Regions from separate parts of the Mus musculus genome. Here all the other regions are linked to region 4. The links are chromatin loops, found by intact Hi-C in ENCODE. Cell type or tissue: left cerebral cortex. All regions are shown on one strand.

What was found. Peaks named below come from ENCODE experiments on the same cell type or tissue, not always from the same donor. Only the 100,000 strongest peaks of a DNase experiment are listed, where the experiment ranks them.
Region 1: a loop joins it to region 4, with 3 times the contacts of the local background. A loop is called at or near these places in 20 of 42 quality-filtered maps.
Region 2: a loop joins it to region 4, with 6 times the contacts of the local background. A loop is called at or near these places in 12 of 42 quality-filtered maps.
Region 3: a loop joins it to region 4, with 5 times the contacts of the local background. A loop is called at or near these places in 16 of 42 quality-filtered maps.
Region 5: a loop joins it to region 4, with 2.3 times the contacts of the local background. A loop is called at or near these places in 15 of 42 quality-filtered maps.
Region 6: a loop joins it to region 4, with 3 times the contacts of the local background. A loop is called at or near these places in 20 of 42 quality-filtered maps.

What each region holds. Positions count from the first base shown.
Region 1 is chr7:15,973,414-15,978,413 of GRCm38, reverse strand. It overlaps Bicra (BRD4 interacting chromatin remodeling complex associated protein), which reads left to right. Exons shown (of 14, transcript NM_001081418.1): 10 at 1,302-1,363; 11 at 2,601-2,749; 12 at 2,954-3,048; 13 at 3,229-3,331. Among named protein-coding and RNA genes, the nearest start is that of Gm38948, 4.4 kb to the left of the region's middle. In left cerebral cortex, CTCF peaks have their summits at 2,303 (motif pointing left), 3,499 (motif pointing right) and 4,964 (motif pointing right); DNase peaks (open chromatin) are centred at 2,340 and 3,503.
Region 2 is chr7:16,054,476-16,059,475 of GRCm38, reverse strand. No RefSeq gene overlaps it. Among named protein-coding and RNA genes, the nearest start is that of Gm32059, 11 kb to the right of the region's middle. In left cerebral cortex, a CTCF peak has its summit at 2,846 (motif pointing left); DNase peaks (open chromatin) are centred at 2,203 and 2,813.
Region 3 is chr7:16,095,414-16,100,413 of GRCm38, reverse strand. Zfp541 (zinc finger protein 541) reads right to left here. Exons shown (of 16, transcript NM_001099277.2): 15 at 4,813-4,994; 16 at 4,080-4,723. The coding sequence ends at 4,555. It overlaps Napa (N-ethylmaleimide sensitive fusion protein attachment protein alpha), which reads right to left and starts at 1,834. Exons shown (of 11, transcript NM_025898.4): 1 at 1,640-1,834. The coding sequence starts at 1,737. In left cerebral cortex, a CTCF peak has its summit at 2,321; a DNase peak (open chromatin) is centred at 2,056; H3K4me3 peaks cover 1,816 bases; H3K27ac peaks cover 1,644 bases.
Region 4 is chr7:16,151,164-16,156,163 of GRCm38, reverse strand. Slc8a2 (solute carrier family 8 (sodium/calcium exchanger), member 2) reads right to left here. Exons shown (of 10, transcript NM_148946.3): 7 at 3,221-3,345; 8 at 2,870-2,969. Among named protein-coding and RNA genes, the nearest start is that of Meis3, 22 kb to the left of the region's middle. In left cerebral cortex, a CTCF peak has its summit at 2,395 (motif pointing right); DNase peaks (open chromatin) are centred at 503 and 2,442; H3K27ac peaks cover 1,427 bases.
Region 5 is chr7:16,101,854-16,106,853 of GRCm38, reverse strand. The region is part of intron 1 of Napa (N-ethylmaleimide sensitive fusion protein attachment protein alpha); the gene reads right to left. Among named protein-coding and RNA genes, the nearest start is that of Napa, 5.8 kb to the right of the region's middle. In left cerebral cortex, a CTCF peak has its summit at 2,945; DNase peaks (open chromatin) are centred at 2,900, 3,367, 3,996, 4,868 and 3 more places; H3K4me3 peaks cover 504 bases; H3K27ac peaks cover 4,903 bases.
Region 6 is chr7:15,980,474-15,985,473 of GRCm38, reverse strand. All of the region lies in intron 6 of Bicra (BRD4 interacting chromatin remodeling complex associated protein), which reads left to right. Gm38948 (a long non-coding RNA gene) reads right to left here. Exons shown (of 3, transcript XR_003946607.1): 1 at 4,939-5,000; 2 at 4,536-4,731; 3 at 1-3,221. Among named protein-coding and RNA genes, the nearest start is that of Gm38948, 2.7 kb to the right of the region's middle. In left cerebral cortex, a CTCF peak has its summit at 2,278 (motif pointing left); DNase peaks (open chromatin) are centred at 2,257 and 3,688.

The sequences.
Region 1 (5,000 bases), 180 kb after region 4:
AGGGCGTGGCTCAGTGGTAGAGCCCCTGCCTAGAATCCCCCAGTGAGGGGCTGGGGGCGTGGCTCAGTGGTAGAGCCCCTGCCTAGAATCCCCCAGTGAGGGGCTGAGGGCGTGGCTTAGGGGTGGAGCACTGGCTTGCACAAACCCCTGGATTTGACCCTTTGCAAAGTAAAAAAGTTTGGACGACCAGTTATCATAAACTAAGGATATCAACACTAGACTCACTAGAGGGAGAGAGGAGACAAGAAGGCTATTAATCATGGTGAAATTCAAGGGCCAAACAGATAAGAACTACTCTAGGCTGGCAGAGAATAGACACCAGTGGACGGCCCAAGGGCTTGGACTTACTTGTTAATAGCCTTCTCCCACAGCCTAGGCAACATGTCCCAAGCAGATTTGTTTTCTTGTATCCTCCATCCCTCCCTTCCTCTCTTCCCTCATTTTTAAAATTTCCTTTCTTTCCTCCCTCTCTGTTTGAGGCAAGCAAACCAGACTGGCCTTGAACTCATAGATGTCCATCTGCCGCTTCCGTCCTTGGTTTTTGAGGTGGGGTGGAGTGGTGAAGATATTTCTGAATCTGAGGCTGTCCTTGAACTTCCTACCTGTGCCTCCCAAGTGCTGGGTTTACAGGCTGTCCTGTTTGCTATCGTTAGCTATGATAATAAGACTGTAGCCAGCCAGATGGTGGTTGCACGCCTTTAATCCCAGCACGGGGGAGGCAGAGGCAGACGGATCTCTGAGTTTGAGGCCAGTCTGGTCTACAGAGTGGAGTTCCAGGACAGCCAAGGCTACACAGAGAAACCCTGTCTCAACAACAACAAAAGATTGTAACCTGTAAAAGCTTAGGGGAGGAAAGGGTTTATTTAGCTTACACTTGCAGTCTGTCAGTGAGGGGAGCCAGGGCAGGAACTGAAGCAGAGACCATTGAGGAGTGCTGCTCCCTGGCTTGCTCCTCCACTGCCTCAAAGCTTAGGACCACCTTGTCTAGGAGTGGTGCTGCCCACAAAAAGCTGGGCCCTCAATTAATCAAGATAATCCCCGAGAGGCCAGACATCAGTTAAGGCTTCTCTTGGGTAACGCTAGGCAATGTGAAGTTGACAGTTAAGGCTAACCAGGATGCAGTCGTATGATACCACACCTGGCATTCCCACCAGGTTTCTCTTGATGGACAGGGATGTGCTGTAGCTGGGGCCACCTTCCTTTACCATCTATGTCCTTGGCTAGAGGGAGGACGTAGGTTGAGGAGGCAAAGAGGGCTTCTTCCTAGCAACAGCTGTCACTGACCTTTCCTCCTTCCACAGTATGACAGCAAGTTGTGTAGCTTGAAGAAACAGCCCCTACTGCAACCCAGCAAAGAAGCCTGGTGAGTGACAGCTAACTGCTGCCCCGAGATGTGCCTCATCCCCACTGCTCCACAAAGTATTGGTTCCACTCTCCATAGCTGTGCATGGATTCCCTCTCGATCACAGTTTCCCTTCTGCCAAGGGAAAGATAGATTGAGGCCAATAGGGGATATTGGCAGGCTGCCGACTGCAAGCCCCCGGGGTTCCATCTCCAGTTTGATGTCAGGGTCACTGTTTCTTCAGCTTGTCAGGTGTGGTGGGGATGAGCCAGGTAGAAAGTAAGTGTGTGAATAGATTCCGGGCATGTCCAGGCAGGCGCGTGAGTTAAGTGCACACAAGTCTGAAGGCCAGGGAGGATGAATAAGGATGTTTTAAGGGCCTTAGTACATTGAATAGACGGCGAGATGGCTGCCTGTTGGGTGAGGGCAGGCCTATGAGCTGTTTTGGAGGAATAAACGGTGTTTCCTTGTTTTTCACGTTTGCTAAGCGCTCACTGTGTGGTTCTGAGACCACAGCAAAAAGCAGTATCAGGAAATCTGCCCCATGGTGCCAGAGGGCTGGTCTTCTAGGCTTGTGTGATGAGAACGTGGTCATGTGATAGGGAAACCGAGCCTACTGTAGTAGGGATTCATGGAAAACCACAGTGAGGGCTAGAGAGATGATGGCTCAGCGGTTAAGAGCACTCACTGCTCTTCCAAAGGTCCTGAGTTTAATTCCCAGCAACCACATGGTGGCTCACAACCATCTATAATAGGATCCGATGCCTTTTTCTGGTGTGTCTGAAGACAGCTACAATGCACTCATATAAATAAAAATAGTAATAAATAAATCTTAAAAAAAAAAAAGAAGAAAGAAAGAAAAAAGAAAACCACCATGAAAATGAGTAGGCTCTTACATCCTAACCCTATCCCTATCCCTACACTTTCTTAGGCTAGAGGCCGTGGAGAGGTCATGCCCCCTGGTGGCAGGAGGTAGAATAGCATGGTTCCCACCTCACTCCCAACCCCTCCCTTTCTCCTTTGGATCCTCTAAGCCAGAATGATGTCCCCTCACTTTCCTAGGCTTCTCTTTCCCTTTTTGTTACCTGTTAACTTTGGTCCAAAGTCAGGGAAGCCATGAGACAAGTGGAACTCGGGGTGCGAGGTTGGCGCTGCTTGCCTTTGCAGTGTTAAGTGTGTAGCTCGCGGCTGAGGTCCAGGATCAGTTTCCCTGGCCCTCTCCCCCAACTCTGTATGTGTGGTCTAACCCCACCCACAGCTTCCTGGAGCATCTGCACAAACACCAGGGCTCTGTCCTGCACCCCGATTACAAGACAGCCTTCCCCTCCTTTGAGGACGCCCTCCATCGCCTCCTGCCCTACCATGTCTACCAAGGCGCCCTCCCCTCCCCCAACGACTACCATAAAGGTGAGGCTCCCCCACTGCTCTCCCCCTATGTCCCCAAGTGCCCTCAGCTCAGCCACCAGCCCTCAGTATTCAGGCCACGGAGCGTGGAGTGGGTGGAGCATTGCGTGCTTGCCCGCAGTTGGCCACAAGTGCCCTGTGTCACCTACTCATCCTCACCCCCACTCCAACCCCAACCCCCCCCCCCCCCGGCTTTTCTTCCTCCAGTGGATGAAGAATTTGAGACTGTCTCTACGCAGCTGCTCAAACGCACCCAGGCCATGCTCAATAAATATCGGCTTTTGCTTCTGGAAGAGTCCAGGGTAGGATTCTCAAGCTCTGGGGTCTCCCCCTGCTGTGAACTGTTTTTGTGGGGGCTGGGGGGTGTTCTCTTAGCTGGGAGGGAAGATGGAAAGGAGGCAGTTGTTCTGAGCCTGACCACATCCTGCCAGGATCCTCTCTTCCCCCATTTGCTTTTTCATATGTCCTTTCTATCAACCCAGAGAGTCAGTCCTTCTGCGGAGATGGTTATGATCGACCGAATGTTCATTCAGGAGGAGAAGACCACCCTTGCCTTGGATAAGCAGCTTGCCAAGGAGAAGCCTGGTGAGAGGGGAGGGGAGGGTGAAACATCCTCTACCTACCTGCTGCTAAGATTTCCAGCAAGCAGCCTGGCATGCTGCACGGGGGAGGCAGAAGCACAATAATCTCTGAGAGTTTGAGTCCAGCCTGGTCTACAAAAACACGAGGGCTTTGTTGAGTGGCTTTACCTTTCCTCGCCACCAGGGGGCGTGAGAGCCCCTCCTTCCTCCTTTGCTCCCTGTGAGTTTCACCCTGCCTCATTCTAAAATGAAGAGCTTTTCCGCCAGCCCCAGCCTGATGGAAGAGTGAGAGAGAAGCAGGGCTGAGGCACAAAAAAGGTCTCTGCCACACCTACTCTGTGCCCAGTCTTTTTTTTTTTTTTTTTTTTGGTTTTTCGAGACAGGGTTTCTTTGTTTAGCCCTGGCTGTCCTGGGCTAAACTTTGTAGACCAGGTGCTTCTACCAGTCTTAAGAATGAGCCTTAACCCTTGCAAGCCTTACCCTTGGTTCAAGGAAAGCATGCAGTCACACCCCAGACCCTGGCTTTTTCAAAGACCCCGTAAGCTTTCTACATTCAGCTCCAAGTACCATTATTCTCTTTAAACAACAACGACAACACCGGCAGCATTCATCTTCCCCCTTCCCCAGCCCTGGCCTTCTCGGGTACTCACAGGAATCAGGACACTAGTGTGTAATCTTTCTGAATCCTTCGGGGTATATTCTAGAGCTTTCTGTCATTAGGAAGGTGATGTGTCTTCTGAGTATACCTAGTGACTCTACACAGGACCCTGTGTTCATGCGCAAGAATTTCTGTAACAAGTCTGATAGGCAACATGGGAATGAGTCAAACAACCTACCAGGGGTTATACGCATGCCTTACAGGGAGCACAAGCCTAGCACATCAGAAAACAAGGACGTAACCTGGGAATACTTGTTTTTGAGGCGCTAGTGTTTAAACTCAAGATAGGCTATGGCTGTATTGTGGAGCCACGCCCCCAGCCCCTCACTGGAGGATTCTAGGCAGAGGCTCTACCACTGAGCCACGCCCCCAGCCCCTCACTGGAGGATTCTAGGCAAGGGTCTACCACTGAGCCACACTCTAATACTGTTTTGTTTTAGACTTCATTTTTCTAAAACCAGGATCTCACTAAGTGCCAGGCCGGCTTCTGTACTGCAGATCCTCCCTGTCTGTCTTCTGAGAAGCCAGGATGGCAGATGTAGACCACTACACCCGGCTTGGGACTGCACTTTTTTAAAATAAAATATTTATTTATTGTATTTATGAGTACACTGTAGCTGTCTTCAGACGCACCAGAAGAGGGCATCAGATCCCATTACAGATGGTTGTGAGCCACCTGGGAATTGAACTCTGGATGTTGAAAAAGCAGTCAGTGCTTAGAGGTTAAGAGCATCTCTCTAGCCCCATAAGGACGTACTTTTTGTTTTAACTTTTTTTTTTTTTTAGATTTATTTTACTTATTTTATGTTTCTGAGTACACTGTAGCTATACTGATGGTTGTGAGCCATCATGTGGTTGCTGGGAATAAAGGTTGCTCGCTTTGTTTGACCCCACTCACTCTGGTCCTAGACACTCTGGCCTAAAGATGTATTTATTATTATATGTAAGTACACTGTAGCTGTCTTCAGATGCACCAGAAGAGGGCGTCAGATCTCATTACAGGTGGTTGTGAGCT
Region 2 (5,000 bases), 97 kb after region 4:
TCAGTCTCCATCACCCGCATAGTTCACAACCATCTGTAACTTCAGTTCTAGGGGACCCAATGCCCTCTCTGACTTCCTAAGCACAAGGCACAATACATACATAACTGCATTCGAAATAACTCATAAAATAAATAAATCTAAAAATATACAAAAGCCAAAACATTAAGATTCCGTCTGAGGGAGGGATCCAGGAGATGCCTCAGAGGATAAATTGCCTGCTGATCAAGCATGAGACCCTGGGTTAAGATTCCCAGTAGCCATGTAAAAAGCCAAGCAGAGCTACTGGTGCCTTCTGGGAAGGCTGGATCTCCAAAGCTCTTTGGCCATTAAGTGATCTTTAGGTTAGAGAGAGAGACTTTGTCTCAAAACATAATGAGGAGGGCTGGGGATAGAGTGCAGTATTAGAGTGTGCATCTCTTACTCAGAGATACTGAGTGCAATCTTCAGCAATACCAAAAAATAATTAGCAAGGTGGAACATGTTTGAGGAAGACAGTAGACACATATTTCTGGCTTCTAACACACACACACACAGACACACACACAGACACACAGACACACACACACACACATGAAAGTGAGGAGATTTGTTCTATGTATTTAAAATCACATTTATTGGGCTGGAGAGATGGTTCAGCAGGTAAGAGCACTGACTTCCAGAGGTCCTGAATTCAATTCCCAGCACCACATGGTGGCTCACAACCATCTGTAATGGGATCTAATTCCCTCTTCTGATGGGTCTGAAGACAGCTACAATGTACTCATAAGTAAAATAAATAAATCTTTTTTAAAAATCACATTAATTTATTTTGTAGGGGTTCCTACATAACACAGCATGTGTGTGGAGGACAGCTTGTGTCAGTTAGTTCTCTCCTTTTACCATGTGGATCCCATGGATTGTCCTTGTGCTTGGCAGCAAGCACCTGTACCCACTGAGCCATCTTGCCAGCTACATCTGTGGTTTTATTTAACATATACAGACATTAGCATTTGATCAAAAATGGTCCCCAGCAAATGCATGTATTGTGTACTTGTTTCTCAGCAGATGGTACTGTTTGGGGAAGGCGATGGCACTTTGAAGGGACAGCTGTTTGTCAGAAGTAGGTCACTGTCAGACAGACACCCAAATCGCAGTCCTTCTCTGCTCCTTGGTCCACAATGTTGTAAACCGTCTCCAACACATGTTCTGATGGCCATAAACAGAACTGCTGTACCCTGAGCTACATAGGGAGAAGGTGGGGAAATCTGAACACGGTGTGCTGTATTGGTTACCTTTGTATCATGTGACAAAATATGTAATAGAAACCATATATGGGAGGGGAGTTAATTTTGGATCACGGTTTTGGAGGGATTTCTTCCAACCAGTCAGTCATGGGTCTGGTCTCAAGCTCACTAAGGGGGAGGATGATTTTGTCCTTTTGTTCCTCCTCCACTTCTCTAGTGCTAGGAGGACAGGCATGCAACACCAGAGCAGTTTACGGGAAACGGAACGTGGGACATCATTCATGTTATGCAACCACTCCACCAGTTGAATGACATGCTAGCGTTTCCTGATTATCTCTTTGGCTTGTTTGTCTTTAAACTTTTAAAGATTTATTTATTTATTTATTTATTTCACATGTATGAATGTTGTGCTTGCATGTATAGTGTGTGTACCTAGTTCCTGTGGAGGTCAGAGAGGGCATCAGATGCTCTGGAACTGAAGTTACAGATGGTTGTGAGCCATCATATGGATACTGGGAATCAAACCCTAAGTCCTCTGGAAGAGCATCCGTTGCTCTTAATAACTGAGCTGTCTCTCCAGAGCCCTGAGCATAGTTTCAGTAGAGCATGGTTCTTCAGCCACATGAGCACATTGGAGAGACAGGACAGAAGAGGAAAGGCTTAGGGTATCCCATATTTGCATTCTGAGAAGGTCAGGCCTTGGAGAAGCCTACCAGTGTGATCACTGACAAGGAAGGACCAAGGAAATAGAAAAAAAAAAAATCAGAGATTGCCCCAGCAATGCACAAGTTAAAGACCAACTCCAGCAGCACAGGCCTCCTGCTCTTCTCAGCCATCTTTTCTTCGGCATTGCTCAGCCCCTCCTTTGGTGACTCATCATTTGAATCACTTCCTGCAGGCACCCTTAGCCTCCTCACCACTCTGGTCCTCCCAGGTACTCACCTGACCAAACTTCAGCTTCCTGTATTCTCCAGGCTGGCAGAACCTGCAGGAGGAAACCACTCAGCCAGCCTGACGGGTTTTGCTTGAATTTGAAACCTCAGACCTTTGGTGAGCACAGGACAGTCTCTCCCAGTAAACTGGAAAGAACTGAGCTGATGTTGCCTGATCTGCCCTCCTCCACTGACCCAGCCTCCTCTTCCCAAGCAGGAGGAAGTCATCATTTGGAAATCCTTGATACCCATCTGCAGAGCACAGAGCAAAACCCATCTCCTCCTCCCCAGCAACCTCCCAGGGGAAGCTCTTTTAGGACCCAAGTTCTAGGGTCTATCTACTTTCAAAAACAGAGGTCAAGCCATGTGTGGGGATGCACACTTGTAATCTTGGCACACAGGAAGTGGAAGCAGAAACACCAAGAGTTCAAGGACCTCCTTGGTTCATACCGGGCTTGAGAGCAGCTTGAGATACACCAAAATACACACACACACGAGGTGTGTGTGTGTGTGTGGGAAATAGTTTTAAAATAATAATTTGTGCTGTGTAGATGGCTCAGCTGTTAAGAGCACTGGCTGATCTTCTAGAAGACTCTGATTTTCGATTTCAGCAGTCATATGGTGATGCCCAGCCATTTATAACTCCAATTCTAAGGGATCCAGCGCCCTCTTCAGACGACCATGGGCACTTCATGGAGGTAGATGATGGGAAGCTCAATAATAAATACAGGCAAAACACCTGTGCACATAAAATAAAGACAAACAGACCCTTAAGACAAGAATCATTTGGGCTGGAAAAATTACATCAGTTGTTAAGAGCACATACTGCTGTTCCAGAAGATTAGAGTTTGGTCCCCAGCATCTGGGCAACTCACATCTGCTTGTAATTCCAGCTCTGGGTTATCTAATACCCGTTTTTTGGCCTCCAAAGACACTGTACTCATGTGGTGTACAGACATGAATGCATATAAAAAATAAAATATTTTAAAAAGCATTGATCTGAAACACTTTGTCTTAATTTGTAAATGGAATTTAAGAACAAAAGGTTAAAACAAAAGTCTGGTCACAGACTATGCCCAGAGGTTTGTCTTCTCTTCTAGGTGATCCTGGATACTGTCAAGTTGACAATTAACATCAGTGTGTGTATGTGCGCACTCGTGTGTGTGTGTGTGTGGGAGTGGGGGGGTGTATGTATGTGAATGTGTGGTGTGGTATGTGTGTGGTTTGTAGTTGTGTGTTTGTGTGTGTGTGTGTGTGTGTGTGTATGTGTGTGGTATGCATGTGTGTGTTTGTACGTACGTGTGTGTGCATGTGCAACCCATGCTCATGTGTGCATGCAGGTGCTAGGACATGTATGTACGGAAAACAGATTGACATCTGGTGTCTTCCACTATTGCTCTCTGTCTTTTTTTTTTTTTTTTTTGAGACAGGGACTCTAACTAAATCTGAAACTTGCTCAGTAGTCTACCCAGCAATCCCCTGAGATCCACCTGTCTCTGCTCCCTCCCCCATAGTAGGGTAACAGATGTGGCATCACACCATCTGACTATGATCACCCTGTGTATATTGCTCTCACAGTGTGGTTTTACTTCCCTAATGACTAACGATGCTGAACATTTTTCACGTACTCTTCGGTGCTGTGCTAACCACCATTTGCACGCTGGCCTCAGCCTCACCACCTCCAGAAACCTCATATCCATATTTAACAATCTGGGGGCTTAATTTTCATTCTTTTTCCTCTCAACAACCTTACTCCTAGCACAACTATTCTTTTTGTTATTTTGTTTTGGGTTGGTTTTGGTCTCTTTGGGGGGGGGGGTGTTCTGAAAGATTTATTTTAGGCTGGATATAATGTCACACTCCTATAATCCCGTCACCGGAGAGGTAGATGCAGGTGGATCACCATGAGATACTTGTGACCCACTGGGAACTGAACCTGGGTTGTCTGGAATTTCAGCCAGTGTTCTTAACAGCTGACTCATCTCTCCAGCCCCATGGTGAGATTTAGCCCAAAATCTTGTCTCAAAAAGCCAAACCTGGAGCTGGGTGGTGGTGGCCCACGCCTTTAACCATACCACTTGTGAGGCAGAGGCAGGCAGAACTCTGAGTCTGAAGCCAGTCTGGTCTACCGAGTGAGTTCCAGGACATCCAGGGCTACGTGGAGAAACCCTGTCTTGGGGACTGGTGGGGGAGGGGAACTTGGGGAGAAAACTAGAAGAGTGGCTTGGTGACTAAGCCTTCTAGAGGACTTAGACTTTGGCTTCCAGCAACTCACAACTGTCTGTAACTCCAGCTCCAAGAGATCCAGTGACCTCTTCTGGTCTCCAAGGGCGTCTGCACTCTTCAAGCATTTATTTGCACAGACATAGGACATACACATAAATAACAATAAAAAAATCTTAAAAATCAAAAATAAAATCCCAAGGCTGGCAAGATGGCTCATCAGGTACAAGGCTTCTGCTACCAGGGTTGACGACTGGAGTTCAATCTGCACACCAACATAAAGGAAAGAGGCATGCCCACCACACACACAGACACACACACAGACACAGACACAGACACACACACACACACACACACACACACACACACACACAATGTCATTTAAAAATGAAAATAAAGTATAAAAATTAGTGAAGCTGGATGTGGTTGTGCATGCAGTTGGGAGGCAGATGGAGGCGGATCTTGGTAAATTTGAGGCCAGCCTGGTCTACATGGTGAGGTTCAAGCCAAGTGACATAGTGAGAAAATGTCTCAAAAGCACACACACACACACACACACACACATTGGTTAAGTTCTAAGTAGCTTTTATTAAGTATATTGTTATAATGGGTCTATTTTGCT
Region 3 (5,000 bases), 56 kb after region 4:
AGATCTCCTGCTCAGCCCTGGATGAAAGCCCACCCTCTAAGAAGCCATCTCTGTCCCTGTCCCACCATCCCTGATGCCTAGACTGCCCTCCCAGGCCACTGTTCCCAGCTTCACTCCTCACCAAAAGCCTCCCTCAAGTTCTCAAAGTTTCTTTTCAGCTCAAGAACTTTAAGTGCATGATACAAACGTATACCTTATACCAGAAAGCTCTGCTCTACCAGTGGCTGGGAAGTGGTAAACAGGTGGACACACAGCTGCTCCCCTGGGAGCAGCCCAACTCTACACTTATCTCTCTGGGCCAAAGAGATCAGACACTGAGCCATCAGGAAAACTACTGCTGAAAACTGAGCGGGAGGCACCGCCCCAACACCACGCCTAACCTGAACTTCTTCCCTTGTGAAGACTGAAGAAACACACACACACACACACACACACACACACACACTCACACTCTCTCTAATGAAACATTCTCATCTAACTGACATAGCCTGTCATTAACCAGATGTCTGTGCAGCAGGTATAAACATTTTTCAAGTTCCTTTGCTAAACATTATCTGATGGCAAACAACAAGGGATGGCTTCATCCTCTCCCTCCCCTTCATGTCTTTCTGTCCTCACCCAGCTTATAACAGTCTCTCCCAGAGCTTTCCCCAACTTCCTGGTTGTCTTCTGTATCCTTCCATCCTTGCTTTGGAGGCTTCTGATTTTGTGTCCTACCCCTGCACAGCTCTTCCTCAACACCTGCCTGGACCTTTCCCCAGTGTTCCTCTCTGCCTGTTCCTTCAAGAGCTTTGCCTGCTGCCATGTAGTGTCGTCTCCCCCTACCCCCTCCTATATCCCAAGGCTCTGGCCCTCTCCCCAGACCCCTCAAGCACTCCAATTCCTACCATCTTGGTTTCCCCATCAGCATCTTACACTCTCTGAGTCTGCTTCTTCCTGCCTGATGAGCCTTTCAGAGGGCCAGACTCAATTCTGAGCACAGTACACATAGTTTATACTCATAACAAACTTCTGCAGTTAGTTTTTACCAACAAGCCCTTTCAGAGAGACCTACTCCCTTAAGATAAAGAAACCTCGGAATCGCATCCCAAGCATGGGTTCTGCTGCTCCTAAGTTAATATGGCTGAAGATGGCAAACTTGCATAAACTTTGTGTGAGGTATTTGCCACCTCCTGGGTGTGTTCAGACTCCAGACTTGAGGACCACCTAGTAGGCGGTGGTCCTACCACCCTAATGATTCTCTTGTGTGCCTCATCCTCCCATCACCATTGTCTTGGCTAAAACCAGTGTCACTGTCCATTCATGCTTGTTCCCCAAGCACAAGTCTCCACCTCTCAGTCCAGGCCTCGCCATCAGTCACTCTTAGCAGGGCCCCACTCACCCTCACACCTCGTACTCCGGCTCATCATGCCCAAGGACGCCCCAGCCCGGGTCCCCTCGGTCTGGTGTCCTCACCCCGGCAGCCTGGGCCGCACAGATCCACGGGCACCGGCCTGGGAAAGGCGCGGCCACCAGTCAGCGGGTGTCGTCAGCCATAGGGCCACGGCCAGGGCCTGCAAGGCCGCTGAGGGGCTCCCAAAGTGCAGAGCAGAAGAGCCCGCTCTTCCCCGCCTTGGGCCCAGCCTCGCCCATTGCTCACCCAAAGAGGCCGGAGAAGAAGGACTGCGAGTTCTTCACCTTGCGCTCCGCTTCAGCCAGCAGCGCCATAGCCTCAGCCTGCTTCCCGGAGTTGTCCATGACGTCGCGCAGCTGCTCGGCTCAGGCCCGACACAGCCTGGCGACGACTCACAGGCCCCGGACACCGCGCACTCAGCGGAGCTCCGCCCGCTGCGTTGACGTCACCCAGGCCTGCCACCCCACGTGAACCCTGCGAACCAACCAGTGGGCTCAAGCTGCGAGGCACTCTCCTCCCGGCACGCCCCCTCCGGCTACCGCACTCAGCACCTTGACCCCCCCCCCCCCAACACGTGAGCACACGCCGCTAGCCTCCTGGAACCCCCACAAGCGCATTGCCACGTGACACCAAATAAGCCAATCATAAGCCCGAACCGCCAAGAGCCCACCGCCCCCAAAGCGCGACCTTTGACTCCCTCCAACCAATCAGCAGGCTCTATAGACTTGTTCTGCCACGCCTCGGCGGAACTGGGTCACACTAATCACCTGACCAGTGTCGCGGCGCTCATGTGACGCCTCTAGGTTCATGCTCCAGGTTTGACTGACCCAGCAGTTTAGCTCCGCCTCCTGTTTCGCTTTACGTCATAGTCACTTGGGAAAAAACTGTGCAGTGAAAACGAACCTTCTTACTCCCTCTGGCGATCGTCTCTAGAATTGGCTTGGGGAATCCAGAAGGTCTCCATTTCTAGCTGGATGGCTCAGCTGCTAAAGGCATTTGCTACCAAGTTTAACAACCATATTCCTATTCCTGGGACCCACATAGTAGAAGGTGAGAACTAGCTCCTCCAAATTGTTCTCTAACCTACACACACAATGCCTTTAGGGAGTATCTTGCAGTGCCACACACAGAATGTCACTAGATACTCAGTCCCATGTAAAAAGCTGGGTGTGTCAGCGGGCACCTGTAACAGGAATGGGTGGGTGGGAGACAGGCATATGCCTGGAGCTTGCTGGCCAGCCAGTCTGGCAGAATCAATGAGTTCCAGGGCCAGAGAGAGACCTGGTTTCGAAAACTAAGGTGCAGAACAACTGAAGAAGACTCCTGACATCAACCTCTGGCCTACACACACACACACACACACACACACACACACACACACAGTTAAAAATTAGTGGAAAAGTCTAAATAAAGCATGGACAGTCAGTTATTGACAGTGGTTCAGTATCTGTACTAAATACACTATGCTATAGTAAGAGCAACATCTTACTATAGGACAGAAACTGCTATGTGGGAACTAGCATAGGCTAGTTTTCTGTAAATCTACAGTTATTCTAAAGGTCAGTCCCCAGGGCCCTGCCCACAGTGATTCCAATCCCTATAGTGTGCTGTGGTGCAGGAATCTGTATCTCTTCTTTACTGAACTTCGCTGATTAGCAGGGAACATTTGAGGAAAGTGTTATGTGAGTTGGGTGTTGGGGACAGGAAAAGGCAAAAGACATCTTCCTCTGACCCTTTCCCATTGAACACTTCCCCAAATGTACCTGTGCTCATCATGACTGTACACTGACCTCAGAGCTGGTGAGTCTGGATGGCCACAAGCAGATATGGTTCCACTTCCATTTGCTGCAACGTGTCATCCTTTTGGAGCAATGAGCTATGCAGCAATGGATGACTATATGCCCTCAACCCATAAGGCCAGAACTGCATTTCCACTCATGGAGTTGGGTCACTCAGGGTAGAGCAGTGGAATGAATGCTCACTGCATAGCAATGCTCAGGTCACTGGGAACACCCACCAAGCAAAGTGCATTTCCTAATTTACCAGCTACACACATTGGGAAAAAATGTTCAAGTAGGAAGGAAGACAGCCATTCTGGTTCTGGGGCTGCCTTGTACCCCTCATTTCCCTCAAACAGGATGTCTCAACAGCTCCAAAATCAATTTCCTCCCTGCCTTTAAGCTTTAGCTGAGATGTTGAGACCTTCTGTGTAGTGCTGGGATCGGGCCCTGGGTACAGGAGTTGAGGCATGGCTCTTGCAGGCTGGGGTTGGTATAGATGTCCCTGACCTTACATAGGCTGCAGCAAAGGCACCATTCTGCCTGCTGTTACGGTCTTCCTCCTTCATTTCAGGTTGAGCAGCTACATCCACACATGCATTTCTGGCTTTAGTCTAACCAACCCAACCCTTCCCATTTTCATGGCCAAATCATGCCTACTGTCATTACTTTCTCACGAGTGCACTCATTCACAGCTGCTAGAAGACCCCTCCTAAAATGAAGCTCTTTGATGAAGGGGCTTTCATTGCTGTGTGTGTATATGCCCATCTACAAGAGAAGAGCTGGTGTGTGGTGCTAAAGAGAGCACAGATGACTGTGTGCCCACCTTCTCCCCTCTCTCTGCTCACCTCCTGGTCCCAACTATGGCCCTGAAGCTTCTGCAGAGCACACAGGCTTGGAAGTTGGAGGACAGCTCTTTAAGAACCCAATTTAATAAGATATAAGCAGACACGTAAAAAATACACCTAACAATATACAGTCTTTGCAAGACTAGGGATGGTGGGAATGCAGAGAGGCCCTGCCCAAGGAGGGCCCAGCTCACTGTGTCTCAGGTGTCCTTACTGATTCTTTCTAACCAATGTCAGTCCCATGCCAGCTCAGATCTAAATGCCACTTAGACCAAACCTTCTGCCTCCCAGGGTCCCCTCCAAGTGACTGGGACGGCAAGTAAGCAACTATTAACCAGGAGATAATGGAGCTTCTGATGACCCACATGACTGCAGAGCTACCTGGAGGGCTTCTGCCTGTTCATGTCCAAATGCTAGCAAGGCTGGAAGTGAGAGGACAGAGAGGATAAGAGGGCCCCAAACACTTCTGAGAGGCCCAGGGCACTGGTTCAGAGCTGAATTCCCCTCTCCTTGCAGACCAAATTCTAGCAAGAAGTCACCACTGCAAGGGGCCCATGTCGGCCCCCAGCTCCTCTTCTTCCTCCTCCTCTTCCTCCTTCAGTGGGTAGGGCTTCACAGGCCACTTCACCCTAACGGGTTCCACATGCTCCTGGAGGCGGTGGCGCTTCATGTGGGCATTCCGACTCTTGATCTTGTCGAACACCCTGAGGAGTCAAAGGATGTGGGTCAGAGCCAGAGGAGCTTGGGAAGCAAGTCAGGCCAGAGGGTGAAGGTCCAGAGGGAAGGCTGGTACCTCTCACACTCTCTGCAAGGGAACACGCCCTGGCTCTCCACACTCCCTGGAGGCTCAGGAGTGCGCTTGGGGGCTGCACTTGGGCTGGAGTGAAGGATAGACTCTCTCCTGTAACTCTTGGTCTTTATCTTTAACTCAGGAGTTGGACGGTGGGTAGGTCTCTCTCGAGGGCTGCAAGTCACCTACAG
Region 4 (5,000 bases):
TCCAGGACAGCCAGGGCTATACAGAGAAACCCTGTCTCGAAAAACCAAACCAAACCAAACCAAACCAAACCAAACCAAACCAAACCAAAACAAAACAAAACAAAACAAAACAAAACAAAACAAAAAAACCCACTCTCCCAGAATTCCCCTGCTTCTAGTAATGCTAAAATACATAGTTTCCCATGATCCCTTGCAACAGTGGGTCACTCTCTCCTTCTCTGCTTCTCTGGCAATAAGACAAAAGGAGAGATTCTGAAATGTTCTAGCTCCCTCGGTACAGGCACCCTGCATGTGTTTATATTCTGAGCTTTGCAAAGAGTCCCATCCTGTCCTTTACTGTGACCAGATTGGCTTTTGGTACCCAGACGTTTGCGTGATTTGAGAGCCTAGAAGTATCTGGGACCCTCATCCTGAGTTGATAAGCAGGAGGTGATGAGTGTGAAACAGAGCAGGCTCTCGGGTGCCAACTAGTATAGCTGGAAGGGTGCTGGTAAGGAAGGTGGCCAGCGGCCAGCAGGCAGGAAGACAAGGCGAGGCTAAGCCAGCTGCCAAATCCTGAAGCCACTTGCCAGGATTTGCGATTATAAATCCCCAAGTTTTCTCTCTAAGAAACAGGAGAACCCTTGCAGCAGTGGAGGAAGAGCGTGACCCTGCCCCCACTGTAGGACTCCAAGCACAACATCCAGCTTGCTCTCTCTTTTCTAACTTATTACTTAACCGCTGGCTAGCTGAAGAAATAAAACCTTGACTCTGTACGTATCCAAGTGTGCCTTGTGGTTTCTTAGTTCTGCAAGACCAAACTTTTAGCTCCAACCACAAGTAAAATGGAAATCAGAAACAAAAATGGAAAACTCAGCAGACACACCCCAGCCTTTCTGGCTCCACCTACTTTCTACTTTGTTCCTACTAGGACTGTGGACTTGACACTTTGACACTTTGAGGTGCAGGGGCTACTCTGCAATGATGAGGGCAAAATAGGAGGCAAAATAAGAAGGCAAAAGAGGAGCCAGACTCAGGCATGCTGGGCATGTGTTTAGTCTCAGTACTTGGGAAGCAGGGGCAGGAGGATACCTGTGAGTTTGAGGCTGGTCTACATGGGCTGTTCCAAGCTAACCAGAACTACATAACGAGACCTTGTCTAGATAGATAGATAGATAGATAGATAGACAGACAGACAGACAGACAGATAGATAGACTTGTCGTACCTGAACTGTACTGAGACAGCTGAGGCCAGTGCAGACAGGGACAGACTGCCTCACTTAGACTTTTCCTTCTCTGCTCCAGACTCCACTATGGCTCACTACTGCCCTAGCATCCCTACTCGGCTGCTCTCTAGCATCATGACCAACCCCTTTCTCATACCCCAAGTTAATCACCATCTCCAAACATTAGACTTGTATCCTTGGTGCTCCCTCCAAACACCCAGACTTCTGTCTGTAGTGCTCCATCCAAAAACCAACACTTCTGTCCTCAGTGCTCCCTCCAAACACTCAGACTTCCATCCTTGATGCTTCCTCCAAATACCCAGACTTCCATCCTTGATGCTTCCTCCAAATACCCAGACTTCCATCCTTGGTGCTCCTTCCAAACACCTACCCTTACTTCCAGGCCAGGCCTGAAGCTTCATGTGGGCTCTTGGGGTCGCTCTTCCTATGTCTGTTGTCTCTGGGGTTGTCACTATTTTGTGACATGTCTGTCTTTTCCCCTGTGTAGTGAACTCTACAGGGCTAGGGCCAGGGCCAGGGCCAGGGCCAGAGCTGCCTCAGCCATTTCTTCATCTGGTCTCCCACACAAACAGCGTCTCCCTCAGACACATTAAAAATTGTGGCTTCAGAGGGCTGTGCCAACCACACTGGCATCTCTATGCTGATCTCATATCTTCACAGCCCTAACTTTGAACTTCACCCAATGCTTCTTTTTATTTTTTACATTTATTTGTTTTGAGAGAGAGAGAGAGAGGGAGGGAGGGAGAGAGAGAGAGAGAGAGAGAGAGAGAGAGAGAGAGAGAGTGTGTGTGTGTGTGTGTGTGTGTGTGTAAATCAAAGGAAAACTGCAGGAGCCCGTTCTCTCCTACTACATGAGTCCCAGGAATCCAACTTGGATCATCAGGCTTGGCAGCAGTCACCTTTACCTGCTGAGTCATCTCTGCCTAACATTTTCTTTAACCATCATTCCTGGCATATTAGCCTCTCCAGTTGAGGCCTCCCAGAAGGAAACTTGGTACTATGTATGAGAGGGAGTCCTGAATTGCAGCTTCAGAGCTCATAAACTGTTTGAGAGATTTGGGGCAGCCCTTTCCTCTATCTGAGCCTCAGTTTACCTATCTGTGACACAAAGGGCCCCGTGTAAATTTCCAAGATAGAATCCGTGGATTCAGCGGCCATTGTACTTCTGGCCACATGAGGGCGCCTTAGATCCGCGGGAGAACTAAGAAGGGTGAGGCCCACAAGCAGGTGGGAGTCAGGTGCCCTGGTGATTGTGTCCATGGCAACCGAGGAGGGATGGGTGTAGGGGTGTGTGTGTGTGTATGTAGACCCACTGCTATTTCACTTATCTATCCTCTAACTTCTTGATGCTACTACGGTAAAGTCGGGGCTGGTCCCCCACCTACCTTGTGTGGAAGGCGAAGCTGAGCCTTCATCCAGTCTCCCAGCAGCTGGGACCACTGCAGTGTCAACTCTCTCCTTTCTGTTTCCACCTGCCTCTCCCTTTCTGGCTCTCCGCAAAGAGATGGGATGTTCATTCTCTGCCCGACAACCGCTCCCCATCTGCTTCTTCACCAACCCCACTCCGTGTCCCTTTGTGTGTCCCTTTGTATCTCTGTCTCTTCATTACCCCCCTTCACTCTCACCCTGTCCTCTTAACTTACCTGCGCTTACGGTAACTGCCTCTATAAACTGCTCCCTCCATGAGTGAGTCCCAATCACCAAGGCCAGGTTCGTTTTCTTTATGAGTTTATCCACCGTGTTCTAGGAAAGAGAGGGTGAAGGGAGCAATTAGTTTTACAGCATCCCAGGGTGGTGTGGCTGGGGGCTGTGGGGCTGTCTCTACATGCCCTGTCCAGGAAGGTAACCATGTGCATTCCACAGTGCTGAAGCTGGACCCCTCGGTGGTCCCCACCTTTGAGATTTGCATTGCTTTTCTGAATCTCATGTCTCCACCTACCCACCCAACATAGCTCAGGACAGGCTTCAGGGGAGGGAAGGCCCGGGAAAGTCACCTTAAAGTCATAAGACTCCTCGATGATGACCTCGAGGCGATTGTTCTCCCCAAGAACTGGCTTGCCCATCTCTGCTATCCTCTGGGCCTCCTCCTGCTCTGCAGTTATCTTCTTGTCTCCATTCCCTGCAGCATGAGGGATGGAGGTTAGATGCTCAGGAGGTCAGGCCTAACAGGGCCAGTAACACTCTCTTCTGTCTGGGACATTGGTGGACTCGTCCAGCTCCCTCTAACCACCTGCTCCCTCGGCCCATGAAATTCTAGGAGCACACTCTGGGTTCATATGTCAGAGGGTGTGTGGCCTCAGGCGATGCATTGCTAGCTTGTCTGCTTTGTATTTTGTACATCGATGGGTACCTACCTCATATAATCCCAAATGCCACTCTAATGTCATGCACCCTGCATCCAGCCCTAGGCCTCACTTCCAATTCCACTCCTGGATATCACTAGCAACAAAACTTGGCTATGTGGCAGAGACAACTACCAGTTCACCCAAGTCTGAGAGCAAATATCTGGACTATACCCCCCCACCCCCAGCATTTCTTGCAGCTGGGTACTGCCATGTGACTGAATCAGAGGCAACAGCATTGTGGAAGAAGTGATGGAGTGGTGATCCCCTTCAGGGTCTCCCTTGTGGGTCTGGAAATGTTCTTGCCCAGTTGCCCACAGGCAGTAGAGACAACATCAAACAGCTCAATAGCAGGTGAAGGCACAGTATGGAAATGTCACACAAGGAAAGAAAATCACGCCGGGCAGTGGTGGCGCATGCACGCCCTTAATCCCAGCACTCGGAGGCAGAGGCAGGCAGATCTCTGAGTATTTGAGGGCAGCCTGGTCTACAGAGTGAGTTCCAGGAGAGCCAGGGCTACACAGAGAAACCCTGTCTGGGGGAGGGCCGGGGGGGGGGGAGAAAAGAAAAGAAAATTACCTGCATCAAAGGAAGACTCACAAGCTTTGACTAACAACAAATAAAGTACTGAAGCAATCACTTGCTACTTTTTTGGGTAACAAATAGGCATTGTTAGACCCTTTTGTTACATCAGCTTACAGGACCTCTCAAAACATCTTAGTCTCAGGCAAGTCCTGACTGTATGCTACAGTGCAGATCTTGCTTCTAAACTGTCACTATATCCAAGCTCCTACCTCAACTCCGACAGCCAACTTGGTATCATTTCCTTTTTTCCCCCTCCTTGATGCAGTGGCTGTTTTGAGACAGGGCCTCTATATATCTCTGGTTGACCTCAAACTATTTAGACCAGGCTAGCTTCCAACTCACAGAGATCTATGCCTCTGCCTCTGCCTCTGCCTCTGCCTCTGCCTCTGCCTCTCTGCCTCTCCTCTCTCTGCCTCTCTGCCCCTCTGCCTCTGCCTCACCCCCTGCCTCTGCCTCTGCCTCTGTGCCTCTCCTCTCTCTGCCTCTCTCTGCCTCTCTCTCTGCCTCTCTGCCTCTCTCTCTGCCTCTCTGCCTCTCTCTCTGCCTCTCTACCTCTCTTTCTGCCTCTCTGCCTCTGCCTCCCTCCCAAGTGCTTGGATTAAAGGCATGGGCTACTAAGTCTGTCTTTTTTCTTTCTGGTAGCTCAGGCTAGACTCAAACTCTCTATGTAGCTGAGGATGACCTTGAGCTTCTGAATCCATCCCTTTCATCCCCCAGATGCAGGGATTGCAGGCCTGCACCGCCACAGTGCTGGGACGAAACCACTCGACAGGCAAGCCACTGACTGAGAGGGCCTCAGCCTTCCTGACCCCACTTCTAACTCAAAATCTTCAAATTCCAACTTCCA
Region 5 (5,000 bases), 49 kb after region 4:
GCCTCAAACTCTGGATCTTCCTGCCAACGCCTTCTGAGTGCTGGGATTACAGGTATGCACTACAGACCCATGTGGTCCTGGGGACAGCCTCATACATGCTAGGCAAACTCAGCTCTATCTCCAGCACTGTATGTTTTATTATCAGGATTTATATTTGACCCTGTAGCCCAGCAATGAACAACACCATTTGCAATTTATCCTAAGACACAAACCAGAAGAAGTGCAAAGGCACTTGGCATAGCATTCTGGAAATGCAAAACCACCCTGTACACTCACTGCGCCAGGGTAGTCGCCTAGGAGACGCACAAGTGGAGAGGACTTTTAGTCTCTTTGCTGGGTCAGGGTTTTATACAGCCCAGGCTGGACTCAAACTTACACAGTGGGAAGGGATCTAAGACTCCTCAGCCCACTATGGCCTTGTACTGTCACATCTGACTTTGGCTAGACAAGCAAGTATTCTGCCACTGAGCTATATCTCCTGCCCCAGTATCTTGTAGATATTTTGAAATCAGGGATACCTCTTTGGGCTTTACTCCTGCTTCTCAACCTCCTAGAGGTTCATATGAACCTTCTGGGCTGAGGGCGGGGAGGTGGGCGCGCAGGAGAGGGGAGCTTCCTTACTAGCTCAAACGCCTAAGTCCCTTCCGTTCAGTCTTCCAACGAGCACTAGCCCATGAAGACTGTGACCTGACAAAAGTTCAAACTCTCATCACCACATGATCAGTTGATGACATTCTCCAATCCCATCAAACGGATTTGAAACCTTCCCAAACTGGTAATGATTAAAAAACAAAAACAAAAACAAAAAACCAAAAAGGAACATTTCCTCATGAAGAGCCACATACACTATCCTCACCACCTGCCCTGTACTCCCCAAGTTAACAGATGCAGCGTGGATGACAATTGGGAACTTGGCTCTATCACACAGCTGTGGGGGCTACTGTGTTCATGTGTGATCTAAGACAGAACATAGCCCTGATCAGTGTGGGGCAGCACCCACAGCCCTGAACATGCCTGCGCATGTGCTCAATAGGTGGGTGGGCCTGGAGATCTCCTGAGTCCAAACAGCACCAGGTAAAGTGTTTCCTCAGAGTCCACCCTCTCCTCTGACTCCATGTCCCTCTCCCCCACATTACTGGGACCCTGTCTTCTCTTGAGCCACTCCCAGCCATGGTGAGGTCAGAAATGTTCATGTTGCTGTCAGCACAGGATAAATCAGGAAGGCCCCTTGAACCTGGATGTAAAACACCCACAAGGACCTTTGGAATGTACTAGATGTACATGTTTCTCGGGATGTACTAGAAATACAATCAGAGCCTGGCACATGCTCAACTGCTCTGCCATTGATACCTGGAGCCCCAGGAATATTCATATTCTCTGTCTCTGACAGAGTCTCATGTATCTCAACACCCAGACTAGCCTCAATTTTGTTATGTACTGAGGTTAGCCTTTATGCTTGATTTTATGTGGTACTCGGAACGTGGGACCTTGTGCATGCCAGCCAAACTTACTATCAACTAAGCTATATCCCTGAAATTCTTTTTTTATATGTATTTTATGAATGAGTGTTTTGCCTGCATGTATGTATGTATGCATACATGCATGCATGCCATCTGGGTGCCGAGAAAGTCAGCTGAGGCCATCCGGTATACTGAAAGTGTAGTCACAGACAGTCGTGAGTCACCATGTGGATTCTATGACTTGAATCTGGGTCCTCTGGCAAGAACAACATGTGCTCTTAAGTGCATCTCTCCACCCTTTGGAATATTGTCTGAATAGTCCCTGCTCACAGACATCAGCCACACATCACATTCCAGTGATCCCCAGCTAATCAGTACTTGGTGGGTAGAACTAAGTCCTCTGAGGCCCCAAATGCTCCTGGCAGAGCAGATGTGTCCAGTGTCACCAAGAAGCCTGAGGCAGAGTGGTGATGAACAGTCACTGCTGGCTAGGTTGGCTTTAGCTCAGCACAACAGGCAGACTCAGCACTAAGTCTACCAAGCCGCTGCCTGAAGCTCTCTGATCCCACGCTAAGCTGGGCTGACCTGTCTACAGCAGGGGAAGCCAGAGGGATTACTGCCTGCTTTGGCCCCAGGCTGCCTCCTGCCCTATCATACCCTGGTCCTTGCCCTGCCTCTGTGAGATGGCAACAGAAGATCTCCAGAGTCCCAATTCCTTTTGCTGATGTGAGGAAAGTCACAAGGGGCAAATCCACTTGTGTAGGTTACCCAGTAAATCCTGAAGAAAGCCGTATGCACAATTCCTTAGCTGTGAAAACAAGTATCTGAAGGTTTGATGATGGCTGTTCACCGAGAAGGAAGCCTGCTGTCCACAGTATCAATATGCGTGCTCACAGCTGCTTAGCATGAGGGCTGTACCTGAGGGTGTGAGGCCAGGGCTCGGTCCTCAGTGGCACTGGAGGTGAGATGCACAGCGTGTGCAGAGGCTGAGTCAGCAAACATGGTTGAGGAACCAAGGAAGGGAAGTCAGCAGGGTGGATAGGGCAGGGCATAGCACAACTAGGTTGGAGCAGGCAGGACAAGAAAGAGTAGAGGGCTTGCTCTGTCTGGCTGAGTGAGAGTGGCGGGAAAGAAGATGCCCTCAGATCCACTGTGCTATGCTGCTCCTCTGCTGGCTCACCAAGGCTTCCCACACCAGCTTGGGGAAGCTGTTTCAGTCACCTCTTTACTGTGTGGCCTGACTAGAACTGCTGACCACTGAAAGGATGCCTCCTGCATGAGGCACCACAGGCTCACTGGCTGCGCCCTGAAGGCTTTGGGTAGAGCTGCATGTGACAGCTGACAGCCTCCCCCACTGACCTCCTCCAAGCTGCCTCGGTTGCACTCTTCAGCCCACAGCTCCATGCCTCACTGGGAATAGAGGGAACTGGTTGGGGCTGGCCTGGTGCAGGCTGTCTATAATTACCGCTCAGCTCTGCTCCCCCAAGAGGCGGAGGAAGCAGCCTCAGGCCTCCCAGGCACAGCTGCCATATGGAGTGCTGAATGCTGCCAGGGAAGTGCAGGCGCTTTTGGCAGTGGCCAGGGGCTTCTGCAGGACAGGCTTGGCCGGCCTGACTCCTGCCTCCATTCCCTGAACACTTTCTTGCTCCAGAACCATGCCATTTCATTCCCTTTGCAGCCCCCAGTTTGAGTCTCGAGTCTGAGACTGTCCCTTCTGTCCTTCTGGCAGCCACAGCCACTGGTTCCCTGTTCTCTCCTAGGACTTAAGGCTCACTGGCCAGATTATCCACCCAGGGTACTTAGTTTCCACTAATACAATGAACCCATGGCCTGCCACAATCACTCCTGGCTCCCAGCAGGGTTCTCCACTGGTGCTGTTGCTGGGGGACCTGTGGGAGCATGTGCAAGCTGACACTGCCTGTCCCTTGTTGAGTACCCCAGTGTCCTCTTGAAAATGAGGGTGGCCAGGTGCATGCCGGTCTTGAGTACACAGAGAACAGCACGCACTGCTGGGCTGCTGACAGAACAACTCTGCTCTTGCTGGAGTTGCCAAGCATCCTCTAGGTAACGGACACATTATATAGCCAGCCCTCACAGGTCAGCACAGGCAGGAGGACCCAGAGAGAAAGGATCACCAGCTCGCCACCATGCCCTCAAATCTTCTTGGAACCCTCTCACATGTGTCTGTAAGACAGTGACTAGCAGGAACTGTTCAGGCACTTGTCTGTGTCTGTGACCTTGGGCTAGTACCCCAGAGCCTGCCTCTCCTCAGCTGCACAATAGACTGAACCTGACCTGGGAGAAATCTGAGAGACAGCACACACTTGGTACCTGGCCTAGGCACAGTGCCTGGGAGGTGCTCAGGAGGCTGCAGAGCAGAGGAAACAATCCCCTCCACAGTGAGCGCTTTCAGAGTAGTTGTGATGCATCCTTGCCTTTCCTGTCACAGGGACAGGGCTCTGCACCTTGCGGGTGTGTCACTGTCATCAGACCACACAGAGGCAGACTAAGGAATGTTTCCCCACTTCAGCAGCTCAGCGTGGGTTCTGAGGCCTCCTCACTTGTGAGCTGTGCACACCTCCTTTGTTTCTAGAGTCCCGGGTCTCCCCTTCCTGCACCAATCTGCCACTGTAGACAGGACAGTGGCCTATGTCTCTGGGTCTGCACCCATGGTGGGGACCCATCAGGATCACGAATGTTCTAAAAACCTATAGCTGTCTTCAGTATGTCCTAGCTTCCCCCTTGTCACAGGGGGGCAGGCAATCCTTCCACGCTGACATTGCATAAGGAAGTAACCTGTGACTCAAAGGGTACCATTTGTTTATATAAACGCTACCCCCTCTCATGGAAGAGATCTGAGCAGATGCTGATGTCTGTGGGGTGGGGGGTGGGGGTGGAGGGTGGTTAGGGGAGGACACACTGGGACAACACTGTAGTTAATAGTGAGTCTACTGTCCCATCACACTGCCAGCTCAAGGAAGGGTCACAGGTGTTGCTCATACAGCCTGGAAGGCCTCCTCTGTGTGCCCCGACAGGATCTCCCTCCTTATGGCCCAGAATGCTGACATTTGCTTTCCTCAAAAAAAAGTGCTGGGGTTGCCCCGGCCTCTCAGCAACTTCTTCCACACAGGAGGTGCCAGGGAACCTCTGTGTGACTAAGCCAGGAGCCCTAGGATTCCCCGACAAACCTGCCCTGCAGACTGGCCAGGAGCCATCCTGCTGTGTACTTCAGCTGTGTGTCCTTGCAGCTGTTGAGCACTGTGGCTCCTACCGGGAAGGACAGTGAACTTCTTCCAGATGGCAGGGGCGCCGACACAAAGCAGAATCGCCCCAGGCTCTGCAGAACGCCTGTGGGCCCAGCTGGAGGAACCCTCCCTTCCCAAGCAGGAGTCCGACTCCCTTCCAGAGCTGGCCTTGCAGGTGCCTGTCTTCAGGCAGCTCAAACGGAACCAGCTTGTCAACATGTCATCTGGCTGTTTGTATACAGAACACTCTGCCACCTCCTCCAGTTTCCCCGAGCCTCCAGCTCAACTTGCAGCG
Region 6 (5,000 bases), 170 kb after region 4:
ACGTCAGTGTAGGCTTGGCCCTTGGGCAGCCATGATTGTACATATAGATTGCCTGTCATATAAACTTGAACATGTTTCTTCTGTCTAGATTGAGGGTGGGGAAGAGGTTGAACCGGTGAGCTTATGTGTACTCTACACATATTAGGAGTTTGCTTGTGTCTGCTGTAGGTGTGCATGCGGGTATACCATGTGGGTATGCGCACTCGGGTCTGAGGACTGGATCCCTGGAGCTGGTGTTACAGTTGTGACCCACCCGATGGTGGGTGCTAGGAACAGAGCCTGGATTCTCCAGACAAGCAGCAATGCTCTTAAACACCGAGCTCTGTCCTTCTGTACTTTGCAAATGGTGGCCACAGCCCAGAAATGTCCCTAGCTGGCATTGCATTTAGTTGACAAGCCGTGGTCCAAAGGAATTATGGAGTGTTGGGAGGAGCGCTCTGTCATCTGCCAGCACGTCCTCTGGCCCCTGTACAACCTGCTTATTTTTCTCTTTGCATCAGTTTCCTTACCACTTATGTGAGGATGATAAATAGCAGCTACTTTACAGTTAGGACATGTGCACAAACTCACCTATCTGTGGGGTTCTTTCTTCTCTTTTCTTTTCCTTTTCCTCCCATGAGACAGAGCCATCTGTGTAGCCCTCGATGTCCTGGAACTTATTCTGGAACTTAGACCGGGCTGGCCTCAGACAGACCCACCTGCCTCTGCCTTCTGAGAACTGGGAGTTCACCACCACCGCTCAGCTTTCTTGCTAGTTTTTTGTATGCTGTGTTCTTACACCAGGCCTGACCAACACAGACAACTCTTAACCAAAAGGAGCCAGGCATACCTGATTTAGTGGTGCATACCTGCAAGCCTGCCTGTCCCCTTGGGAGTCAAAGGCAGGAAGACTCGGGGTTCAAGGTCATCCTGGACTTCAGAGTGAGTTCCAGTTTAGCCTGCAGGACATGAGACTTTGCAGTCATGGCTCAAGCCTTGAATCCCAGCACCTAGAAGGCAGAGGCAAGCAGAGTTCTGAGTTCAAGACCAGCCTGATCTATATAGTGAGTTCCAGGCCAGCCTGGGCTATATGAGATTCTTGTCTCAAATCAAGAAATAAGAAAGGTGTCAGGCAGGGCTGCAATCATGTAATGGCTTGTTGAGGCTGGTGAACCTGTCTCCCAGCTCAGCCTGTGTGGGCGTCTGAAGGGACGGGTCACAGCAAGCCGTGGTTGGCTTCCACACAACACATGAGTAGCGAGAACCAGCTCTGGGTGGGAATTGAAGCCTGCTTGTGGCATAGTCTCAGAAGTGACTACGATCATTTCTGGGGAGTTCCTGGTCACAGAAACTAATCCTGGGGTGGGATTAAATATAGGTAGGTGGCAAGAGTGGGGGTGTTTTAGAAACTAGTGGTGAAAATTTTCTACAAGACTTATTTTTATTTTTTATGTGTATGGTTGTTTGCCTGCATGTATGTATGTATGTCCACCACTTGTATCCCTGGTGACCACAGAGGCCAGAAGAGAGTGTCAGATTCCCTGGGACTAGAGACAAGTGTGAGCTATTGTGTGGGTACTAAGAATCAAACCTTAGTCCCCTGGAAGAACAGCCAGTGCTCTTAAATACTGAGCCACCATGCCAGCCACTGTCTATCTTTCTTCTCCCCACTCCACTCCATACAGGAGTATGTAGCACTGGCTGTTCGGGAACTTGATCTGTAGGCCAGGGCCCTGGATTTGTTGATCCGCCTGCCTCTGTTTTTTTCCTGCTTGGATCCTTTGAGATGAGGTTGCACATGTTACCTCCTGCCCCGTAATATTTTAAAATCTAATCCTAAGATTTTAGTGCAGCATTATAGCCCTGGGGGAAGTTTTCTCTTACTTTAACTATTGTATCAGCCAGCTGTAGTGTTGTACATCTAGAATTGAAGCCCTTCAGAGGCTCAGGCAAGGGATTACTAGAACTGAGAGGGGCTAGTTATACAGTGAGACTCGTCTCAAAAACAAGCAAACAAAAAATCCACATTGTCCTGTTAGCAAAGCTAGCAAATTTAGTGTGTACACAGGACTACTACCTGATTCGCTTTTGTTCTTAAATTAATTTTGTGTGTTCATAATCAGAGAGCCTGAGCACCTACAAAAGTTAGAGTCTCTTTTCCTGCCGTGTAGATCCCAAGATTTGAACTTACAGAAAGCTACACCATCTATCTACCCAACATTCAGAAACTAGTTTAAACACTTGCTCTGCCAAAGTCTTGTTTTATGGAGCTCTTTCATGCCCTCGTGTGGTCATTCACTGGAAAGGCATTTAGGGTAATGGAGAGAACTGGACTTTTCTTGGGCACCCGAACACAAATTTGCTCTCTTACACTGAGTTATACTGTGGTTTTTCTATTTGTAAATAAGGCCACAGTGGATATTCCTGTGAGCAAGAGTGGGGTTGTCTGTCTGTCTTCCTTCCTTTCTTTGTTCGTTTCATTCTTTCAAGATTTCTTTATGTTACATGTATAGGTATTTACCCACATGCTTATCTCTATGCACCACCTGCATAGCCTGGTACCTGGAGCCCAGTGCAGTGGGAAGATGCAGTCCATTCCCCTGGAATAAAGGGTTGTGAGCCTCCATGTGGATGCTGAGACCTGAAGCTGGGACCTCTGGAAGAGCACCCAGTGCTCTTAACTGCTGAGCCATCTCTGCAGCCTTTTTATTTATTTTGAGGCAGTATCTCAAATTTGCCTAGGCTAACTGTCAACTCACTCCATAGCCCAGGTCAGCCTTGCATTTCCTCTTCATTAGCTCTAACCCTGTTTTCTTCTCCATTTCTCCCTAGTGCTGGGCACAGAACCCAGGGCATGCACATTCTAGGCACACACTCTTCCCCCGAGTTCCCTTCTTAGGCTCTTTTCTCCTTTTATAAATAATCCTGCTGCTTTTACTGACGTCAGTGTGGGTTTGTGCTCTTGAGTGGGTTTGCCTAAGGATATTAGAGATGGGAGCTACACTTACAAGTTGTGAACTGCCGGGTTTGGGTTCTGAACCGAGCTTGAGTCCCGTGGAGGAGTAGCAAGCACTCGCAGCTGCCGAGACATCTCTCCAGATGTCCCTTTATTCTTTGGGGGGAAATTAAGCCAGGCAGTGATGGTGTACACCTTTAACTCCAGCACTCAGGGGGCAGAGGCAGGTGGACTTCTGAGTTCAAGGCCATTCTGGTCTGTAGAGTAAGTTCCAGGACAACCGAAGCTATACAAAGAAAGAAAGAAAAAAAAAAAAAGGGTGAAACGTATTATTTGTGGGGAAACTGAGTAAACCAATCAAAAGCTGTTCCTAAAGAGGACTCACAACAGTCATCACTTCAGTTCCAAGAGATCCAGTGCCGTCTTCCCACCTCTGTGGGCTAGACATACAGGCAGGCAAAACAAAAAATCCTTAAAGGACATCAGGACATCTCTAGCCTGCCCTGCCCTGCCCTACTATGGGCTTTCAGATACTTCATCTTCCTGCCGCATCCCACTCCCCTTCCAAATGTTCTGTGTTGCTTAGTTCTGGAGAAGCGACAACTAAGATAAAAGTTTCTGTTGTTTAGCTGAGGGTGACCTTGAACTCTTAACCCTCCTGTCCCGAGCTCCAGGCAGCTCAGACAGGCTGCCAACTAGAGCACATTCCCAAGCAAGTGAGGCTTTGGCGTTCCCCAGAACAGGCTGCCTTGTGCAGGATTGTCAGGGCACAGTCCCTTTGTTCTGTTGGCAAGCCTGGAGCTGTTCATGTGCTCTCTGCTTGGAGCCAGCAGCGCTGTAGGGATGGGAGACTGGTTGCTTGTTCTAGTTTGTTACAGGTGTATTTTGCCACTCAGTTACCAGAAGTTAATCAGTGCTGAGCTTGGGAGGGTTGCTCAGAGTGTCCCAGACTGAGAGGTCAGATGCGCTGGTGACTCCATGGGGAGTCTAGGCAGTCAAGCTAAGCTGCAAATTGCCCCTCACTGTAGAGCAGTGATTCTCAACCTGTGGGTCCTGACCCCCTTGGGGTTGACTGACCCTTTTAGGGGTCGCATCTCAGATATCCTGCAGATCAGATATTTACATTCATAACAGTAGCAAAATTACAGTTATGAAGTAGCAACAAGATAACTTTATGGCTGGGGATCCTAACAGGAGGAACTGTGTTAGAGTCGCAGCATCAGGAAGGTTGACAGCCACTGGCATAGAGCGGGAGCCCTCAGGCTCTCTGGTCTTGGGTCTTTGTGTGTGCCCATGTGCATGTGTCTGGACATGTGCATGCCACAGACTGTATATGGAGGTTAGAGGACAACTTGTGGGACTAGGTTCCTCTTTCCACCATGTAGGCTCTGGGGATCGAACTCAGGTCAGTAGACTTGGCAGCCAGTCTATCCACTGAGCCACCTTGCCAGCCCACGATCCCAGGTCTCGCACAGAGCTTCCCGTCAGTGGGTAGGCTGTGAGACACCCTGGAACCCTATGAGGACCTCCAGTCTGAGCTGTGCCTCTCCGTGGTGGCAGACTCCCTCTCCCTCTGCAGCTGTCAGTTCTGCCCACTTACCGGTGAAGTAGGTGAGAGCAGGCCATGCTGTGAGACATCCCATTAGCCAGGGCTGGTGGCCTGGTCCATGCTGTGGGTCACTGTCCAGATGCTGGCCCAGTCTTGGGTGCCCAGCTGGCATTCACTGGTTACATGGTGCCTGTTGAGGTCATGACTTGAAGATGACAGTTTCAAGGAGTCAGACTGTGGCCCAGGCCTATGTAGGAAAAAGGACAGTGTGCTGGCCCAGGATGAAAGCTGGGTGGTATGGCTGATAGCTCAGGCACCATCTGAAACTGACATACATACACACACACACACACACACACACACACACACACACAGTTGGGGCCATGGGCACACTGAGACAGGCAAAAGAGCCCAGTTCCCAAGTGCAGTGCCCAGAACATCCACCCACACACACCCATTTCCCATGGCTGGCCATTCCTCTTGCCCTTTGTCTTGCTCCTGGGTCATGAAGCCTCC